Regions from separate parts of the Mus musculus genome. Here region 1 is linked to region 2. The links are chromatin loops, found by intact Hi-C in ENCODE. Cell type or tissue: heart. All regions are shown on one strand. Links, peaks and the distances in the headings refer to the core of each region. The heading gives the core; the rest is flanking DNA. Region 1 holds the start of A230009B12Rik (RIKEN cDNA A230009B12 gene). Region 2 holds the start of Gm39565 (a long non-coding RNA gene).

Region 1 (11,141 bases), core at 1,108-9,107, 82 kb after region 2:
TGGGGAGAATGCCCAGGAGTGGGAGGGAGATAGAAGGTGAAAGTAGCCAGCATGCAAAGTGAACATACATAAAATTGTAAATAAAAATACAGTAAAAATAAAGATACCTGCAAAAAGAGGTCTCTTCGGATGTACTGAAGTGGGAACCAGAGCTGTGAACCCATGCTGAACTGGAGACAAGCTGGGCCCCAAAGACTCTTATCACATGGGAGTGGGCCCCGTGAGAGTGGAGACTGAGACAAGAGCCCCGTGTCTGCCAGCTCGGGATGCCCACTGTGCCTTGCACACATGGGGAGTGGACATGCACACCCACAGGACAGATGCCGTCATGTTGAACCTTTGCTCTCCAGATATGTAAGCTGCATTTCTGACCCTCGAATCAACTGAGCCGTGATCTGTACAGAGACAGCGTCAGCTTCTCCCTGAGCTGGTGGCCACTCACTTCCCTTCTCTGTAACTGCCATGGCCTCAGAGCACAGACATGCTGTTTTCTCCTGCATGTACCCATCATCCTTTGCAATTTCAATGCCCCCCCCTCCTCCGGCCCCTTCATGTCCTGTTCTTCCCTGAGTACTTTATTTTAAACTGTATCTCGGCTACTCTGGATTCTCACATCTTTACTTTTCATTCATGGAATTTATCCCCACCTGGTAGACTGTCTAGTTTGTGGCTGCCTTTGTTTAGCCTGACTCCTCCTCCACTAGTCTCTCTGCAGAAGCAGCTAAGTGCTGGGCTGTGCGCTCTGCTCTGTCTCCAGCACCCAGGACTGCATCGCTCCTGTGTTTGTTGAACACAAAGACACCGACTTAAGAGCTGGAATTCAGTAGCTAATAAAGCAGACATTCAGAATCAGTGGGGGAGGATTGACTGATATGTGTTTTTGAGATACAGCATATTAGAGACAAATTTATTTTAGATATATAGCCTTCCTGTCTGCTAAATGAAGACTATTCAAATTTGTTTAAGAATTTACCAAAAATTCAGAGAGTGTGCAACACCACAAAGCCAGGCTCTTAAGACCAGAGGCAGGGGGGCAAGTTTCACAGTTAACAATGATTGGTTCTGCTGTTCACAACAACAACAACAACAATAACAACAACAACAACAACATCAACACAAACCCAAGACCTTTGTGGGGTCAGAGCAGCTGGCTGCAGGCTCTGCCCTACATCCCAGGTTCTCACTGACCTGCCAACACACACAAACCATCAGTGAGTCCAGCTTCCTGCTTGGTGCCTGGGCCTGCTCTTGACCTAGAGGACCAGGCTGGTAGCCTCAATGCGTTGGAGAGGCCACTGCTCATCAACAACCTCCGAGCGTGGACTGGGTCACCTGCCTGCCTGGTAGCCTTTCCCAAACCCTATGGGCTACACTGGGCCACAAACAGACTTCCTGGAGCTGACTCTGCCCTTGTGGATTGGTGGCCCTTTCTGTTCCTTGCTCGCTCTCCCTTCCTGTTCTCCTCATACCTTGGAAATAGTGACATCTACATAGCATTGAGGCTGCATCCAGGGAAGACCTGGACATCCGGATGTTGCCAGGGACACAGCCTCGGGGTCCTGGGTCCTCAGAGGATGATGGGTTTACACCCAGGTGATGTCATTAACTGCTCAGTGTCACAAGCTCTTTAGTTTGTGCTGTAGAAACCTAGGTTTCACCGATGGGAATGGGAAAGCCTGAGAAAGCCTGTGGTTTGTATAATGACGTAGCTGACTGGAAGAGTGTATTAAGGAAACTGGAGCCCCAGGCAGTGTGAAAGGCCAGGTGCATCTCTGCTCTGACTGGCCCTGCTTCACAGGTACCCAGTGGATAGGTGGGCCCTGCATTGGTCTCCAAGGTTCTGTGGCTTGCGGTGGGTGGGTGGCTTGTGGTGGGTGGGTGGGCCCAGGCTGAGAAGAGGTGCCACCTCTCATTCACACTGTCTGCAAGACCTTTGGTTCGCCTTGCCTTGGGTAGTGAGTGACCTTGAGCAGAGGGCGCTCTGCATTCCCTAGAGCCCACGGGGCCCCGCTCTGAGCCAAGGAACCCAGACTATGTGCTGACATTGGTGATCCTTCACAACTGCTTTGTCCTTCAAGACCAAGTGTGGGGTAACAATGAGCCAGCTTGTCCGTTGCGGGGTGGGATTTAGAGCCCTTGCTTCAGCGGCTGTGCCATAAGTGACAGGCAGGCTCAGGCTCCTCCTCAGCCCCGTGGGCTCCTTGGCTCTGGTTTCGCTGTAGGTTTTTCCATTGGAAAGACCGGCAGGAATGCCTTAGCTCAGAGAGCGATGACCTAACGGCGGAGTTTCTGGCTTAGGGAGGCACCTGGCGAAGGGGGATGGTTTTGTGTTGCTTAACCTCTCTGCTCATGTTACTCTGACCTGTGAACATGCATCATGCTTCTAAATGGAGAGTGAGTGTGGTCAGGCCCCGCCTGGGGCACAGACAGCTTTAACTCTGAGATGGCTTGCTATCATTCTACTGAGCAGGGCAACCAGACTGGAAAAGTTCCCAGGCCTCTGTTTCCTGTCCTGCAAAAGAGGTGGCAATCAGAAAGCTAGGGTGTCCTGTAGGGAGTTTCAGCCGAGTGGATAGACACCACACATCTCTACTGATAAATTTATAGCCATATACTGTTAAATAATGGGGTGCGGTACTGACAACGGTGAGAGGCTTCGTCTAGGCAGTCAGTGGGCAAAGGTCTCTATTACATTACTTTCTGTTCTTCAGTGGCTCTGACGCCTATTCTGTGTCTTGGTGGAACTGTCATTTTCTTGGGGGAAGTGTCGGTGGCCTTAGGGACAGTTGTAAGAATGGTGTCAGTGGTCAGAGCGGCATGTTGCCCAAGGGCTCTGCTGTGGATGCTCCCGATGGTGGAGACGGAGTCTGATGACTGAGTGTATTGAATGCACTTCTAGCTGGTTACTCCACCTTCCCTTCCTCTCTGCCTCAGAACTGCTGCCACCCTTTCCCCAGGGGAACAAAAAAAGCTGTCAGTGTAAACATATGCTTCTTGACTTTGAGTTGCATGGGAGAGCAAGCCCAAAGGCTGGTTGCAGGAATGGAGCTGGCCATCTAGTTCAGCTGGGCAAATGACCCTCTCACTAGCACTAGTCCGAGTTTTTTTTTATTAGACTTAGATTTCTCTTGGATACTAGGGCCGTAGGGCTTGGCGGGATGAAGTGATGGCTGTCCCGCTACCCCATCCTGATAGGCACAGGAAGGATGTGCAGGGGAGAGGTTGCTTCTCAGAATAATGCACTTCTACTATAATACAGCACGAGTGTGAAAATACTCAAAATAGTTGAGGACTGGCAGGAAGATTTCTTTTGACAAAGTGCATGCAAACAAAACAAAACAAAATCCTAACACTGGCCCCTAAATACCCCCCAAATGCAAATACAACCTCACATGCAATGCTGAAAAGACACTGAATAAATACAATGTAAGGCTAGAATGGAGTGATGCCGCCGGCTGGGAGCCCGAGTCCTGCGCACAACAGTGGATGCCAATGCCTTCTTTGATTCTTAGTGACAGCTGAATGGAACACAAAGAGGGATGTTTTTCTCGTGGGGCACATGATCCCTCTCCACATACCCATGAGACACTCGGCAACCTCTCTGCCTGGCACCCAAGTCTCTTTCTTGTTGTTATCTCTGCCTTCGGCCGAGCAGAAATGCTGGTACCAGTTGCCATTCTGTGGTGTATGGAGGTGGCTGTGTCTGGGAGGGGGGTTGGGCTATGGAACCATCTCTGGCTTTATTGGAAAGTCTGTGGGGTCCCCAGGGGACAGATGACAAACTACACCAGTACTCAGAGCTTCTGCCTGGCAGGAGTCTGTCCTTTCAAAGGAGCTTGCTTACAACACAACACAAAACAGAATAGAGCAGTTCACTGGGAAAGAGGCAGCCAAGAATTTTTTTTGATCTGGATGGGGCCAAGGAAGGGGAGGTAAATGTCCTTGGTTCACAGATGGGACAGGGCAGTGGCAAGTCTTCTCAGATGGGCTGTGGTGAAGTTATAGCAGTTTGTGGGCCACTGTCACAGATGGCCTGCTATGGGGTGGGGCATCTAATTGGAAAGACTGTAGCTTTGACCGGAGGCAGCTCGCAGATGGCTTTTCACTGTACTTTAAGCTGGCCTTCCAGCTGCTAGAGGAGCTCATGGGGTCTTGGTCAGCTCCCTGTGTTCTGGCCCCACTCTGTGTCAAGTCCTGTGCTTCGCTGTGTGTTCATGTCAGAACAGCCATGACAAGAATGGCTTACTTAGCACGTTAAATTTTAAAGAATACATGTCCATGTGGCATAAGAGACAAACTACATTGTACTTCTTGACATTTAGCTAAATCTAGACACAAATAGTCAACAAAAGGCAGAAATGAAGGACTCTGGGAAAAAGCAGAGCAGATTTGAGCTGTAACACCGAGTAGGGAGTCTTTAGGAGAATGTTTTCCAGAGGCAAATGCCCGGTGCTCTAGATTCTAGAGCCTAGTGTGTGTCTCATGAAAGGAAGGGGAGCACCCTCCTCAGCCCAGGCAGCACCCATTTATACCCATGCATCCTTAATGCACATGTGCAGTGCCCTACTGATGCACATGCAGAGTGCACTACAGATGCACATACCCAGTGTACTACAGATGCATGTGTGCAGTGCACTACTGATGTACATATCCAGTGCACTACTAATGCACATGCGCAGTGCACTATTGACCTTATCTAGCCCTCTGGAATGAGCAGTGCTCACTAGATTGTAAAGTTAATCTTCTAGAAAGAAAGTGGTTTCCTGGCTTGGAGCATGTTAACTCAGACCTGGAGCCATTTCCCCATCATCATCCTACAATTTTAATTTGGGCCCCTGGCCATTATCAAACAAACCATCGTTAAAAGGCTCATTGTATCTGGTTCACAGATGTGGACAACTTTGTCCTTTGCTGTGTAGAATTTTGTAGAGCAGTTGTGGCATCCCAGGTGACAGGCCTCAGTTGGAGTCCTGAGGGGTCAGACTCATGGGGTAAAGAGGTGGAGCTCTTTGTTGCTGTAGGATGTGGGTGTATGCAGGAGGCAAAGAGGAAGATGGTCTCATTTCCTTTGGTGCAGGAACTGAGGTGGAGAAGACAATGCTCTGGGGCTAGGTCAAAGGCTGCCTTCAACACTTTTTCCTTGGAAAGCCCAAGGGCCCCAGCACAGCTGCTGGCTAGGAGCTCAGCAGAGCAGAGAACGAGCAGGGGTAGTGTGTGTGTGTGTGTGTGTGTGTGTGTGTGTGTGTGTGTTTGTGCGTGCGATCACATGCATGCATGTATGTGTGCATGTGTGTGTTTGGGATGAAGGGTTTGGAAGCTAAGATCAACTGAGACATCAAGGAGAAGACAGGTAAGGAACAGAAGAGAAACCGGGGGCTGCTTTTCCAGGAAGTTTGATCCCTGCCTTTTCTCAACTAGGAACCACCAATGCCCACCTTTGTATGCGGTGGCCTTGGTGGGTCAGCTGGTTCCTAGCAAATAAAGCCATGCTCAATAAGGGTCCTTTATAGCGACATCAAAAGCACCTCAAGTCATATAACTACTAAATTATATTTTGCTTCAAGCAGTAATTATAATTCAGACAGAAATGCACATTTTGAAAAGATGATGGTTTATAGACCTGACGGTTATTAACAGAAATAGTTTATGGAGCTTATTTGTGTTAAAAACATGCCTCCAAAGTTGACATTCAGAGATAAAATCTAGAGAATTTAACGTTCTCTGGAGAAATGACATCCCCGTTTATTTAGTTCAAGTATAAATGATGAAATGCATGAAATCAATACTGTTTGTTGGAAAATATAATCTGGGAAACAGAAATGGACGTTTAAAGCATCAGGGGTAGAGGAGAGCAGAGAGAAAGGATGAAGCCCTCTTATCCCCACCTCACTTTGACACGGGGACAGTTACTTCCTAGATGGTCACTCAGAGTTGAGTAGCAATTTATTTCCCTCTTTAAAGCCCCAGCAGTTTTTATTGCTATGTGATTTCTCAGTGGCTGAAATATGTTGTTTGCCAACATTAAAACCTTATACTCGATCACCATTATTGTCTAAAAAGCATTACATTCTAGCATTACGTACTTTTATTCTCCTAAAAGATTACATCAAAATGAAGACTTAGTTTGGCCACTGGATGGGCTGGTACCTTTGAGGGTACTGCCGTATTGGGAAATTAAGTAATACTTCACAGTTGGTGATATGTCATGCTACCACAGTTGGCCCTCTCCCGCTTGGGGGTTATGCTCAGCCTCACTGGCCCTTGCTGGGATCTGGTGGGGTCTGGTGGGAGAAGATACAGTCAGAGCCTGGTGTTCTCTGAAGCACACACTTACATGGCAGGGCTTCTCCCAGGACAGGGGGCTCTGACAACCAGGAACAGCGTGCATCTCCAGTGTCCAGAGCATGTCCGTCCTAAGGCCCACACTTTCGGGCTGGGTGGTCCTAGCACCACAGAAAGTGCTGATGATTTGTGGTAGGGCCTAGATTACAATTCATAGAAAAATATCACAGACTCACTCTGCACAGACCAAATGCAGTGGGAAGAATGGAAGATTCCATTTAGGAAAGGCATTTCTCCTTAGAGGACGATCTACTGAGGAAGTCATAATTGGACGGTGCTTAGTGCACAGCCTTTCCTTGTTCCATGCCCTGGGTTGGAGCAAACCTCCAGATTAGACACTTGGGATTTGTTTGAAGGCACACGTGGTGCTGAAGTCATCTTTGTGAATCACTGGTAAGCACAGATGCCAGGAGTTCAAACTGGAGACCCTGAGTGACACTGTTGAGCGCTGGCGAGCTTCTGCGGCAAGGCTTGGTCATCACAGCCTGCATCACATCCTTTTAGGACCGCTGTGATCACTAGCCAATTCATCCACTGTGGGGCAGCGCCTATGGCTTTCCTTCTGATCACCAGGACTTGCGGTTTAGGTGCCTAGATTAATTTATTTTTTTATTTTTTTGATATAGGGTTTTACCATATAGCCATGGCTAGCCTAAAACTCACAGGAATCCACCTTACTCTGCCTAGGATTAGAGGTGTGTGCCATTGCATTTCAGCAAGGTTAAATGTTAGCGCAACGCAACAATAAAACAAAACAGAAAAACAAACATCTCCCCACAACAAACAACAACAACAAAGCAAAACAAAACAAAAAACCTGGGTGACCACTAAGTATGGGAAACCGAGTTCTGTCCCCAGGACCCACATAAAAGCTGGTGGTACACCTGCAGTGTCAGCACTAGGGAGACAGGCAGGATGCTCTCTGGAACCCACTGGCTACACAGGTGGGTAAGAGACTGTTTCCGGAAATAAGGTGGAGAGCTACCGAGAAAGACAACACTATTGGTTTCTGGTCACACATCACACATATACATGTGCGCACATGCAGCTCCCATGTGAACATACACGTACCCCTAAAATCAGTGATCAGCCGTGTACCCCCTAAAACAGTTAATCAAGTCAGGATTTCAGAGTTTAGCTCAAGGTTCCTTGGCCTTTAAGCAACTTTAGTTACTTGTGGGATGGACAAGAAAGGATTGGGGGTAGAGCTTGGAGGGCATCATGGTAGGGGTCATATGGGGCCAGAGACTCAGCTATGAAGAGGTGGCAGTGTACTACCCTCTCATCCTGCTGTGACTACATGTGCACATGGGGGCTCAAGTCCATGTGCTGTCTTGGAAATGAAAATGCTAAGTTCTGAACAGACACAGAAAGAGGCGTGTGTGTCACAGCACCTACACAGGGAAACTCTAAAGACTGGGGTTGGGGGTGGTGCAGGCATATCCCAGGGTGTCTGCACAGGACAGAGACAGAACTACAGGAACAGCTCAGGTGTGGCACTTCTTTGTGGCTGGAGTGACTCCAAGCCAGGTGTTTGTCACTTTCTCCCCTGTCGTAGTCTATCCTCACAACATCCAGGAAGGGATTGCTGAGGGACAGACAGACCCTGTAGTGATAGGGATGTTTGTTTAAGACAGAACTTACAGCTTCAGAACTTGAGTGGAATCAGGAATACAATACATGACCATGGTTCCTAGACGGTGGTTCCTGGGCCACGGTTACAGGGAGAGGCCAGACAAAGACAGGACTATGCCTGGTCTCACGGCTTAATGCATTTATTTAAATATATCTGGACTGTTTAAAAGACAACAGTGATAGAGATACAAACCCAGATCTACTTAATCACAATGCAGTGTTTCTTTTGGTAGAGCAAAAGGCACTTGCGCTCAGATGGAAAGAGTCACAAAACAAGGCCCATTTCATCTGCAGCATGTGATACATGAGGCAGACCCGTTTATTGTTGGTTCAGGTCCAGGCACACTCATTTGGACACAATTTTCTCCGTAGTATTTTGAGACATCATCATCTTTTCAAATAAAAGCAAAAGATTTTCTTTCTCCCCCTGCAGCCTGGAAACCGTCCTTGCTACAAGTGACACAACGCAATAACCCGGTAAGTACCATAAAGGTGCTCTGGTTTACACATATTTAATTTTTCCATGGTTACTTTATTAGCTGAGTCCATGGAGACTGAAACATATTGGATGAGCAACTCCAATTTCCCCTGTTTGTGAATGTTTGCTAAGTTCTGGGAAAACCTGCCCTGGTCTGATCACCCTTCTGTGTGTGCGGCACACATGCTGCCTCTCAGACTCTTTGGCCCTTTATTAGAAAAGACATCTCATATGACTGAGGAGAGATAATTGAGCCCTATAAATCAAGGGGAGAGTGCTACAGTGATTACAGCCTAGCAGGAGGCAAGTGTGGCACTTGCATGTGAAACTCACCAAAGAATGTGCAGAAACAGACAGAGCCAGCGCTGCCCCGTAAGTGATGTGCCTGTGTGCTGCACTCTGCACGAAGTAGTATTAATTGATAGAATCATGGGCTGAGATGTCTGCTGGCCATTAGCTTTGGGTACAACTCAACAGATGGTTATCATTTACCTAAATATGCTCTAAGGACGGGATTTCCACTCAAGCCGGCAGGTCCTGTATGGCAGGAGGAAAGATGTCTGTGTGAATTTACCTAAATCAACTTCCTGGTTTTTAATCTCACTTTTCTTTTGTTGTTGTTGTTATTGTTGCGTGGGTGGAAACAGCTGTAGATAAGGTGAATGGTAGGGTATTGTGTTTATTGAGCTCAGCTTTGACTATCATCATTACTAAGAAAGGAAGAGAAAGGAAGAGATAAAAGAAGGGTGGGTGGGGGAAGGAAGAGGACAGAGGGACACAGGCATGCAGGCGTGTTTTCCTCTCGGACAAGCCCACTTGGCGGTGACACCATTGGCTGTGAGGCAGAGCACACCCTCATCCATCCCTTCACTTCTCCCACCATGTGTGTTTGCACTGAACGGACGGTGGGAGGCCTGCAGGGGTTGCACTGGCTTGAGACCCAGATGCTTCTGTTCAGCTGACCACACGCGTCCGTCCTTTGAACTCCTGATGTGGTGGACCTCACCTCACCTTTCTCTCAGTCAACAATACAAAGTGACACACCCTCCTTGGCTCCAGCCACACCCACCTTGGCTCCAGCCACACTCCCCAGATCTAACTTCAAGGCTGCATCTCTTCTCAGACCTGGCCTCTCTGGTGACCCTGGCTCTACCCCTAGGTTCCTCCTTCAACCCTGACTAAAAAAGAGAAGAGTTCCTGAGCTGAGCCTGTGTGGAGCCAAGTGACTTGGTCACCTGTGGTGCTGGCCACATCATTACCATGAAGGACAGGATAAATGATTATAAGTTAATAGTCTCCCAAACCCCTATTCGTCTGCTGTGGAGTTGGAATAATTTGCTTTGAATTTTAACCTGTCATCCTTTCTAGTTTTCTTAATGTGTAAATCTATAAAGTCTTGAGGAAAAAGGTGATTTTTTAAAAATACATTAAGTAAACAGTTGGTTATTTTACTGATTTTAGGCCAGGGACAGTACATCGTAAAGGCATTAACTCTGAGCTACACTGTCACTTTCACCTGTTTTCTATGACTTAATGAAATTCACATGGTGTATAAAATCTTCTTTTTCTCTAAACTACATGCCTAAAAGCACCAAGCATCAGTTTTCTCTAAAATTTGTGGTAAGAATTGAAGTGAGATGGGACAATGTAGGCATCAAGTCGACTCAAGTAGACATCAAGTTGACTCAAGTTGCCTTTTGAAGGGATTTAAAAACGGCAAGAGAAACCCAATGCCTCTCTTTTCCTTTTTGAAGAAAAATTCTCTAAGATGGCAGGAGGAATCTCTCTGGAACACGAACACATCTGAGACACAGACCCTGGCAGGCTCTGGAGGGAACCTGCCTTCCTGTCCTTTCACCAAGGGCAAGAACTTTTACTCTCATCCCTCGCCAGATACATCCGCTTAGAGCCAGGACTTGAGACTGGGGCTCTGGCTGGCCATCTCCCTCCCACAAGTGCTACCCATGACTCTCTGTTTGGGGCCAGATTGGATGAAAGAGTTCTAGCTTTAGTAGCTTTTACACCTTCAGAAACTGTAGCCCCCACATGACTAGAGTTGACAACAGAGGATGTCCTACGGGAGGCTGGGGTGCCAGGCAAGCTCCTAATGTGTAAGCAAGGTACAGAAGGACCAGGGACACTGACAGTGAGACAGCTCCAGCATTTCTGACCCCACGCTGTAGTAGTAGACCCTAAACTTCAACACCTGAAGCTACACTCAATAGTGTAGGTTTCAAGGATGCCTTCAGGAGGATGGACATGGTGAGTTTGTGCTTGCAAAGAAACAAACTGTTCCCTTTTTTTTGTCTTTTCATTTTTTTCTTCTTAAAAATCCTTTCCCCACTCTGCAGCTTTCTCATTCTATGGGTTCCATTCTTAATGGCACTTCCTGACTCAGCTATCCCTTACATCTTCCTCCACCTCCTCCATGACACCACTCTTCAGTTTCACTCTCTGGTGACTAAGCAAGATCAGAGCTTCTGAGGAAAATTCTGAACTTCACTAAGCTGCTGGCTGCCCATGGTCTTGCAAGCACATCTTGCTTGTAACCTGGAAGTAAGTTTGTGCATGTGTGTGTGTGTATCTGTGTGTGTCTGGTCATGATGACAAAGATAAAGGCTATAAAAGAGGCAGAGGTTTAGTATGTGGGAATATCAAGAGATCCAACTTGAGTCTTTGATGCAGT
Region 2 (11,141 bases), core at 1,392-9,391:
CCCAGCCCCAGCCCCAGCCCCAGCCCCAGCCCCAGCCCCAGCCCCAGCCCCAGCCCCAGCCCCAGCCCCAGCCCCAGCCCCAGCCCCAGCCCCAGCCCCGGGCCAGAGCTGTGTAAGAGTAAGCAAAGAAAACGAAGTAAAGTCCTACCGTTTTGTAAGCCCAAGGTGTAACATGAATATGCATGTGTGTGTAGCAACAGAATAAATGATTGAATGTTTAAATGAGTGGTCAAGAAAAGACTGGGTGGGGATGGGGACTCTTCAATGAAAAACCCTCCTTTTATTTATATAGTTGACCTCCACCCAACACACAGAGCAAGACTTTGCCACCCTCATTCCCTGAGGTCAGTGGACCTACTGCCTTTCTCCCTAAGAACAAAGAGTTTTGGGGGGGGGGGGACTCCCGGTACACCCTCCCTCAGCCAGTAATCAAGGCAAACATTATCAGCAGTAAATCTCAGGTGGGCTGTGCCTTTGAGGCAAGGTGACACACCCATTGGCTGTAGTCTATTCACTAGAGAGAAGGTAAGAGAAACAAAACGAAATAAAACCGAGGAACATTTACAAAAGACATCCTGGAATTGCCAAGGTCATTAGAAACAAGGGCACACAGGGAAGCTGTCACAGAGCAGGGGGGGGGGGGGAGGATTCACGGGATGTGACAAAATCTAGAGGATTTTTGCAACCATTTCTGTTTATCTCGGATTATTCCCTGAAAAATTATTAAGAGATAAGAAAGAGTGTGAATGACTGAAATGTTCGCTGGGATAAGAAAGAAATTCCTGTGACATTGTCCCGACAGCTTGGCAGTTGGTATCAACGCAATAGTAGGCAGGGTCTCAGGTAACCTAGTCTAGCCTCAAACTTGCTAAGTGGCCAAGATGACCTTGAGACTCTGATCTGCCTGCTCCATCTGCCAGGTGTGTCCCACCACACCCAGTTTGTGCAGTGCTGGGGGCTGGGGGTTGAGCCAGGGCTTTGGGCATGCTAGACAGCCATCCTTCCAGCCTTCATTCAGCCATTTTTCTGAAGACCTTCATTCTCGTGGGTCAGATGGCCCAGTCTGGCCTGGGACTGTGTTCTGAAGCCTTCTCTTCAGCACCCATGTCTTTGCTACTGTGGAACATTTTATATTTTCTTCTACTTACCCAGACCATGTCTAGCCATTGACTTCCTATTATTTTTGGAGGAAATCCACTACTGCGAAATCCACAACTTTGTACAGCTAAATATATCTATAGCCAAGGTCCACACAATGTCTGCTTTGTAATGTTATCTTTTCCTGTGTCCCAATCACCAGGTGAATCCCTATGTCCCAGTTGCTGAAACTAAAGACTACTGGGTTATTTTTGAATTTCCTCCCTCTCTACAATATCCAGCCAGGCTCTGACCTGCGGGGGCCATTGCTTCCTGTTGTCAGTTTCTATTTCCCCTCCACACAGTGGGTGACTCCAATCCCCAGAGCTTCTGCAGACCCCACCCCCCCACCCCCGCCTTTCTTCCCACCCTACGCCCACAGAATTTCCCCTAGCACGGTAATGGTTTCCTGGAAGCCTCCAACTTGCTGAATTCCCTTCAAGCATAACCCAGACTTCTCAGTGAAGTTGGGATCTACCTAGCAGGGTGTTCTGCTTGATAGACAAATGGAAGTTTACCTAACTCTGCCAGCCCACTCTCCAGATCTGCCCTGTCACCTGAGGTTAGCTACTGCCCCTCAGGTTGCTTCTTGCTAGACGGCCTTTCCGACTTCTTTCTCCTCCTCTTGGATACCAACACTTGGCACATGGCACATGACACATGCCATCAAGGGGCCTTCGAACCAACTTCCACTGAGGACACCACATAACTCCCGCTGTTTTGGCAAATGCTTAGAGTTTGTGATGTTTTGAAGAATAAGTTTCTTCTGTTTTTGGATTCTGGTTTTCTGCACTTTTTTAGACTATAGGCTTTGTGGTTTGGATTCTGCGTCTTTATTTTTACATTTTATTTACGTGTAGCTTGGCAAAGTGGTGTTTGGGGATAATGCATATCAAATGAAAAACACGTTCCTTTTCGATTGGTGAGGGCAGCCTTCACAAGAATGTTGGTGGTGCCTGGTGAGCGTTTGTTGGATATTGCTTTTTCTTTACGATTAGTTTACTTATCTATTTTAACATATGTGAGTGTTTTGCCTGTATGTGTATATGTGCATCATGTCTATGCTTGGTGCCCACAGAATCCCGAAAAGAGCATCAGATCTCCGAGAACTGGAGTTACAAGTTTTGAGGACCAAACCTGGCTTCATAGGTAGTTATTGTAAATATTGGTACTTTAAGGTGTCCCTGGGGCCCATCTTTGGCTTGGCAGGAATTCTGAGGCTCCTGCTCAGTGCTTCATTAACAGGTACGACTCACGGGTGAAGGTGTGTTCTCCCAGTCAATCTGAACTGCAGGATACCCTGCCCCCGCCCCCGCCCCCACCTCAGCTTTGCTGGGGAAATAGAAAATATAATATACTCACTGTCCTCTTGATCTGTGAGCTTCTATAATGCTGTCAGAAAAGCTTTGACATTTCCAGAGCAGCTCTGCAAACCCCACCCACACTTCAAAGGGCTGCTCTTCTCTCCGGGCTGAGGCACTGGCCACGGGCAGGCATTCCTTACCCGTCTTTCTTTCTCTCTGTATGCGATCTATGCGTGTGGTGCTGGTGGAGAGTATGTGCACACCTGTGTGCGCATGCATGCAGAGGTCAAAGCGGAACAACAGACGTCTCCCCTTAACATTCTCTGTCTTCTTCTTGCCTTGAGCCAGGGTCTCTCACTGTGCCTGCAGCATCCATTTCTGCTCTGCTGGCTGGCTTAGTGAGTTCCAGGCCCCACCTGTCTCTGCTCTGCATGCTGGCTAGCCTCTGATGTCTTTTTCTGACTTCTGTGGACCAGGTATACATATGGAGCACACAGGTTACAAGCATGCCTGGCTTTTTACATGGATCCTGAAGGTCGCGTTGACTTCAAGACCTGGTGCTTGCACAGCTTCTATCCACTGGGCCCTCTATCACTTACCCTTTCTTTCTTGATGATCAGCTTGTCACTGCCCTTCCCAAACTCTGCTTATTCTTGTTGTCCCTAAACACACACACACACACACACACACACACACATAAACACACGCAGCCTCTTTGGAAACAGAGTATTGTTTTGTAGTCTAGGTGACTTCATGATTTGGATCCTCCTTCATCAGTCTGATGTGTTTGGGGATTGCAGGTATATACCCACGCTCCTGACTTCAATTTCGCTTCAATATACAAAGGCCCTATTCAGATTGCGGTACCATCTCTGACTCCAATATCACCATTGAACATATTCCCTCCTAACAATTTCTGTTTCCTTCTGAGTATTCTAATGGTCATTCCATGGTGTTTGACATTGACACAAAAAGGAGCAGTCACTATAGCTTCATAAAGAGGAGCTGAAGGATGTCCTGCCTATGTGTACCCGTGAGAGTGTGTAACTGTGTGAGTTACACACTGCATGAGGGTTTATCTGTGTGAGTACATATGTGTAGGTGATCTGGGCTGGTTTGTGTACTTATGCATGTGTGTGCATGCTCGTGTTTTTGCACGTTTCCATGCTTGCCTGTGAAGGTATGTGTATTTGTGGTTATGTGTGTGTGGTGTGTGGCTTATGTGTTTGTGTGTATTGTAGGGGTATGTGATATGTACAGCTATGTGTGTGTATGTATGTGTGTATAGTTTGTGTAGTTATGTGTGTGATCAATGTAGATATGTGTGGTATATAGTTAAGTCTATTTGTGTATGGTATTCATAGTTATGTGCATTTGGCATATGCATGTGTGTGGTTAGGTTTGTGTAGTTATATAGGTATATAGTATATATAGTTTTGTGTGTATATGGTGTGTGTGTGTGTGTGTGTGTAAGTGTGTGTGGAGGCATGTTTGTGTTATAGCATGGAGGTCCAAGGACAACCTTAAGGTGTTGGTCCTTTCCCTTCCTCCTTTCTTGAGATGGATTCCTTGCTGTTCACTCTGTCTGCCACGCTGCTGGCCCCAAAGCTTCCAGGAATCCCTCTGTCTCCACTTCTCATCTGGCTGTATAGGTGTGTACTACCTGGCCAACTTGTGGGGATTTGAACCCGGGTCTTCATGCTTACACAGCAAGCCATCTCCAGGCCCAGTGTTCAGCTGTGACGAACCCTTGGATGCCATGACTTATTGGCTCTGGATTGATCTGGTGCAATCCTAGTCATGCATCTCTGTCACTGGCTCAAGATAAAGCACTCAATTCATCTCTCTGGCTTGGCAAACGTCATCCATAATAGATGCTATGCTGATTCAGTCCGGTGACTGATCTCCATGGCACCGTCATGCAGGTCTCTATCGGCCGCCACGATCTGGATCTGGTTTCTCTGCATTTAATTGGTGACCCCATCCTGCTAGCTGATTTGGCAGCTAGGGGCTCTTCCGGTTGGAGTCACCAACACTTTAGCTCTCCATCTGAATGAAGGTGCAGCCAATAGCTTCAAGGACAGGGGTTGGGTGGGGCTGGGCGGGGCGGTGGGGCTAACTGTGGGGCCCTGCCTAGGCACTGGCCTGCACTGTTGGCCCTGCTGACCTGCTGGGGAAGTGTACTCCAAGCAGCCATGGTGTTGTGGAGAAACTGTGGATGTGAGTCCATCAGCCAGGATCGACTCACTTCCTCCAGACATTTATAGCCACACGGATAAGAAAGGCTTCATGTCCAGCCAAAATGCACCAGAGGCTTGAAGGGGTAGCTGATTCCTGCTACTGAGACACAGCTCTGAAGAATGTGAACTAGATCTTCCCTACACAAGTGTACCCCAGCGCTATCCCACCTCACCCCTGCATCACTGAGGTGTGTGGCCACAAGGCAGAACATCTTCAGGCCTGTGAGGTTTTCAGAATCTTAAGTCTGCATACTCTGCTCCAAAGCTTAGAGCTTTGTCCCCTGCTCCTACCAAGGGTAGGCTGTGCGAGTCCTCATGTCCTTTAGGGAAATGAAACTTGGCCTCTCAAAAATCAAAGAAGGAAATGAATGTGGCCGGCTACATTCCTTCCTTTGCAGCCTCAAGCATAGCAGGGCCACTCTCCCGGGCGCTATTTGGATCCTTCCCGTGTTGTTGCTGACAGGGAGATGACAGCTCTGTCTAGCATGTCTTTCCACAAGCCACAGCAATGTCTCGGACCACAGAGAAGCAGTACTAAGAGGGAGCAAAGGTCTGCCCTTCTTCATGCCCGCAGCCTGAACAGCACCAGATAAAGAAAGCACCATTGCTCTGGGGAGATAGTTCATTGGCAAAATACTTGCTGCGCATATTGACGCCCAGAATCCACATAAAAGCTGCACTGGGAAGATGGAGGCAGAAGGATCACTGGCCAGTCAGTCTCATCAAATCAGAGAGCTCTAGGTTCAGTGAGGTACCCAGTCTCAAAAACTAAGAAAGAATGGGGAGACTGTGCCAACTTCTGGCTTCATATGTGTGGGCATACATGTGCACACCCCCTCTTGTATATATTATACACACGAACACATACAATTTTTTTTAAGCAGAATTTTCTTTGTATGTGTAAGTGTTTGTGGTGTATGGGGATTCGAACTCAGCTCTTATGATTGTAGACCATGACCTCTCACCCACTCACCGAGCCATCGCCCTACTTTCCCCTCAGCCCCGGCATTTCCCTTTTGACTTTCTGAGGGCAAAACATCTTCAAGACACTTCCTCAGAAGTGCATCCCCAGACGCACAGTGCCGACAGGGAGCAATCCCAGGTAGCAGCATCCGGTTTTGCTTTGTTTTTTTCTTTATATGTTGGTCCTGTCTGTGGGAGGATGACTACTTCCTGTAATGGTTAATTACGGTGCTAATTACAGCATCTGTACTGTAACCAGAAAAGTAAGCTCTGTTCCCCTGGGTTTCTTGCCCCACCCAGGGCCTGAAGGGAAATGTCTCCCTCAGATCTTTCTGGTTAGGGACAGAGCAAGTTTTTACCCGGGGGGTGGGGGGTGGGGGGGGGGGGGAAGCACCCTCTGTTCCTATGTGGAGTTGCTGGTACCTCACACCCTAGCGTTCTTCAGGTCACTGTGAGAGGTGCGCACACTGCCGACGCTCACTGCCGACGCTCACTGCCTCACACAGTCCAAGGTGCAGTTTGGAGCGGCGGTGTGCAGGTGTGGATAAGCTTCTCACCGTTGGGTGCCCTGTGGATTCTGGGTCATCGCTGGCACGGAGTTCTCTGATTTTTGCATATTTCTGACTGCGGGATGGAGATTATACCCTTAGCTGGTCCTGAACCTTCTTCCTCCCCATCTGCAGAGCCCAAGGGCGTCCTGAGAAAAGCGGAGGCTGGAATTCAGCCGGGAGGATGTTCAGGGAGGGTCAGGAATGCCCGCTGGCTTATCAGAGTTTTTTCTTAGGTTTTTTTTTTTTTTTTTTTTTTTTTTTTTTTTTTTTTTTTAAGTTCTGCAAAACTGTTTGGCGTGTGACTGCACTTGGCCTCCACTCTAAAGATGATGGAAGAAAGCAAAGGGAAGCCAGGCATGGTACACACCTGTGGTTGCAGCACGGAGATTTCTGAGGAAGGTGGATGGCTGGTTCAGGGTCAGCTGAGGCTACAGTCATGAGTTTGAGGCCATCCTGGGCTGTATAATAACACCCAGTTTAAAAAAAAAAAAAAAAAAAAAAGACAAACTAAACAAAACAAAACCTGATGACAGGCCACAGATGTTGAAATTCAGTTGCTCATAGCGGGGTGTTTCTTGCTTTCCGGGGCTGGGCCGCACAGCAGTGAGTCTCGAAGAATTGATTCCATGGCACTTATGATTTGATTTGCCAAAACTCTTCCCACAGAGGTATTTTTCAGGAACGCTAAGTGCAAGATGCCCGTGGAGCCAGAAGCTTGGTTTCTGCTGGACCCCCTTGTGGATCAGGTGGCCATAGACAATAGCTGGAGGCACTCCAGGTGTGCTTGAAAGGGCTGGAGGGGCCCAAATGCAGGAGCCTGCTGGCACGGAGGCTTGATGGCGGTGTGTGTGTGTGTGTGTGTGTGTGTGTGACTTGCACACCACAGTGTCTGACGCATGTAGGTACTCCACACACGGGCATCATTACTAATGTTCAGTGGGGCCTGGGAAAGGCACCTGGAAAACAAATTCTCTTCATTGACCCTGCTAATGAAGGAGACTCTCCTTGACCACTCAGACCTGAGACTCCATCCTTGCTAAGCACCTGGTAAAACTGAGACCATGAGGGTTGCGACCCCCAAAGGGGTCACACACATACCAGCTAGCCTGTGTATCAGATATTTACATTACACTTTCTAAGAGCAGCAAAGTTACAGCTATGAAGTAGCAAAACAAAGTAGGTTGGGGGCTGGGTCTCCACCACACGAGGAACTGTAGTAACGGGTCACAGCATTAGGAAGGCTGAGGACCTCTAACCTTAGTAGCTGGCACAGGAAATAGTCCCAACTGAAAACACCTTTGCTTGTCTTAGTAGCTCAACCCACCAGTCTGATGGGGCCCCAACAAGGGGACAGACGGACCCATATAGGGGTTTTGCAGGGAGTGGATATGGGTAGAGGTGGGGGAGGGGAAGAGCCCTGGCCCCCAGATGAGTTGATGGGGGGAGGCAGAGTGAAGAAGTACAGCATATCAAAGGGATCTTAAACCACCTGGAACTTACCTGTCATATTTCTCTTTAAACGATAATATACACATTCAAATAATATGCACAACATCTTCTTATTCAACCTCTGATATGAGAACATGTGCCCTCCACCCCTTGAAGGGACACCCTTGACGTCCTCTTCCTAGCCAGGGACCTTCTCTAAGCCTCTGGGACTACCCCAGAGAGAAACAGGAGGGCGAGGCTGGGGTGGAGAAAACCAATTCCAAGCAATGTACTTCCTGATGGGATCCAGCTCCACACAGCCTGTCTGTCAGTTTGAATTTCGTGTATCAAAAGCATGTCAACAGTGACTTCAGCCACTTCAGCACTGTTCTCATTTTGTTTCAGGGGCTACAGTGTACACTGCGTAGCATGCCCAGCAGCACCCCTCCCCCAGACCTTCCAGATACCAGAAGGAGCCTGCCTTGTGGTGATACCCTGAAACATCTGTTTGTATTGTTAGTGCCTACTGGGGCAGGAGACTGCTTCTGTGGAGACAGTTTTTATGGGGTCAGTCCAGAGAGAGGGTGGGAGCTTGAAAGAAGGGTCCCAGTCTTGGATTTTGCCTTCACTCCTGTGTATGATGTTTGTCGGTGTGTACTTCTGACATTTATAATACAAAGAACCCAGGCATGACAGCTATTCCTTAGGCAGGTGACAAGGGTGGGCAGGCATGCAAACCTGCAGCTAGGATGTGGTAGAGAGCACAAGATAAGACGAGAAGGATGTGTGGACCAACCAATTGCTGGTCTAGAGTGTGAAGATTGCTGCTGACTGCTCCGTTGGAAGAGGGCTGATAGACAATCTGATCTGGAGGCTGGACAGCCTTGGGGACAGCAGCCCTTGGGTGATATGAGGTGGAGGAAGAACATTCCAAGGAACAATGTAAGGGGGCTGGAGGCAGAAGCACAATGGGCCTGTGTCGAAAAGTGCCAACTGTTTCATTCAGCCATCCTGGGCGGGAGGTCTTATGGAGAACAATGCACTGCCATTGATCCAAAGCAAGGGGACTGTGGGCCTCAGCGGCAGGATTCCTGCATAAGGACCAGCAAGAACTGGAAGCATTTGTCCTTCAGCTCACAAGTGTCGCTCCGTGTGACTTTAGGATGGCTGTTTCATGCTTCTCTCGGGCCTTATCTCCAGAATGTCCTTCTTCTGCACCAGAACATTCAGGGAGCCTTAAAAAAATCACAGTCCTATCAGCTCTGACATCAAACACTCACACGAAACTGGTTCTCTGCACTAATGGTGGAGTGATTTTTGCTCTGTTAACCCATTTTTTTGTTATTATAATGAAATTCCTGAGTCTATGTACTTTATAAAGAAACAAGGTTTATTTAGGTTCAAAGTATGAAGCCCAAGGCTCAGGGGCTGCCTTGGTGACAGCCTTGCTGCAAGAGACCTCAGGTGATGCAGAGCCATCAAGTAGCAAGTGAAAGAGGGCACAGACCTGCCTGGTGTCTGTCTTCCTACAAAGACCTGGTATCTATAAGGACCCTACTATCAAACTGTGCTGGGTTTTCCGTTTGCTTTTCCTGGTTTTATGTTTGGTTTTACTCTTTGTTTGTGTTTGTGTTTGTTTTGTCATCTTGACACATGCTGGGGTCAAAATACCTCTAACAGATTGTACTGTAGGCAAGTCTATGATGCAGGTTTGTGTGTGTGTGTGTGTGTGTGTGTGTGTGAGAGAGAGAGAGAGAGAGAGAGAGAGAGAGAGAGAGAGAGGGAGGGGGAGAGAGAGAGAGAGAGAGATGTGGAAGGGACTACCCCCTTATGGGTGGTGCCATTCACAAGCAGATGGTCTTGGATAGGATAAAACAGGAATCTGAGAGAGCCATGGACAGCAAACCACAAGCCGTACTCCGCCATGACCTGTTTCAAGTCTTACCTCAAGGTTCCTGCTTTGATTTCTCTTCATGTTGGGCTGTAAGGTGAAATCAATCCTTACCTCCCCAAGTTGCTCTTGGTCACAGTGTGTATTGAACCAACAGACACCTAATTAAAACACCAGTCATGGGGGCTGCACCCTAAAGTCCCCATCTACCCCCAATTGCCTCCTAAAGGCCCACCGCTGAACACCAGGCCTGAAGTTTCCACCCATCTAACAGGTCCAGTAAGGATTAAATGCCCACACTTGAGTCCCTGAGGACACACTCAATCCATATCCAACCATGGCATTTGCTAAGCCCTTTCTGGAATATCCTATGGGAGAACTTGGGCGGGATAACAGTATCTCTTTCGCTATATGTGTCATGGAACATGGCGGTGGATACTAACTCATTCAGAACCGCTGTGCTTGGGCAAGGCATTTGCTACCCAGCTACTCCAGAGCACGGATTCAGAATCCTTGTCAACCTCCCTTCTACCTCCTGCATCATGCTAATGAGCAAAACAACTACATACCTGGTTCACAAGAGGATGTGACTCTTCAAATGAGTGTAGGTGACTGCTTGGAAGGCAAATCTGGTTCTTTGATAGCACGCTACAGTGAGCTAGGATATTCTTATTTTCAAACTCTATTATTCAGCACACCCCTGTGGTATTAATCTCCTGAGGCTACTTACATATAAAATTGCCACAACCCCATGACTTACAACCACAAAGTTCACTTGTTCCGAAGGTCAGAGTTATAAAATAAGCCCTAAAATCATGGTGTCCGCAGTCCTTGCCTTCTGAAGGTTCTGGGGAGACCCCATTTCCTTGACTTTTCCAGCGTTCAGAGGGGACCCCCACTCTTGGATTGTGGCCTCTTCCCCCATCTGCAGACACACTACCCCCAACCTCCACGCCATCTCCTCTGTGCTCCTCCTTGCTCTTATAGAGTCTTGGTGATAGGTTAGGCCTTCCTGGAGAATCCAGGTATCCTGGTGTGGTTTCTACTATGTGATACACACCACAACCAAAAGAAGGAAACGGATGGAAGGGTCTTCTTTTCATTTTTGACTTTTGTCTTGCATGTCCCAGTCCCTGTCAATCACTGAGTGAAGTCAATTAAGGAATGTCAATCAGGAACAGAGATAGGAACGATGGACAGGTATCACTTACAGTCGTGCTCATCATGGCTTTCTCAACTTCCTTTTAATATAAGCCAGGCCCACCTGCCCAGGGGAGGCACTGCCCACAGTGGGCTGAGCCCTCCCACATCAATCACTAATTAAGAAAATGCCCCCATAGACTTGTTCCCAGGCTAATCTGATAGAAGCATTTTCTCAATCGAGGTTCCCTGTTCCCAGATGATCTTAGCTTGCATCAAGTCGACAAAACCATCAAACAACAACTAGCAAGGATAACACTTGGGTTAAACATACAAAAAGACCCTCTTATCCATAGGTGTCATAATTCACAGGCTTAGGGTTTGATGATGTGGACATCCTGAGGAAGGGTATTATTCTGTCCATCACGTTTTGCAAACACACACACACACACACACACACACACACACACACACTCATTTCAGACAA

What was found. A loop is a pair of places that touch in the nucleus more often than their neighbours do. Peaks named below come from ENCODE experiments on the same cell type or tissue, not always from the same donor. Only the 100,000 strongest peaks of a DNase experiment are listed, where the experiment ranks them.
Region 1: it touches region 2 in a loop (1.8-fold over the local background); 2 of 42 quality-filtered maps call a loop at or near these places.

Annotation. Positions count from the first base shown.
Region 1 is chr17:10,447,890-10,459,030 of GRCm38, forward strand. The region is part of intron 4 of Pacrg (PARK2 co-regulated); the gene reads right to left. A230009B12Rik (RIKEN cDNA A230009B12 gene) reads left to right here and starts at 8,327. Exons shown (of 2, transcript NR_077237.1): 1 at 8,327-8,454. In heart, for the core only: no CTCF peak of the experiment used is centred there; DNase peaks (open chromatin) are centred at 2,232, 3,972 and 5,072; H3K27ac peaks cover 4,336 bases.
Region 2 is chr17:10,365,863-10,377,003 of GRCm38, forward strand. Gm39565 (a long non-coding RNA gene) reads left to right here and starts at 5,702. Exons shown (of 3, transcript XR_876405.1): 1 at 5,702-5,783; 2 at 6,862-6,973; 3 at 8,029-8,917. In heart, for the core only: no CTCF peak of the experiment used is centred there; DNase peaks (open chromatin) are centred at 1,409, 4,669, 5,079, 6,339 and 1 weaker place; H3K27ac peaks cover 6,842 bases.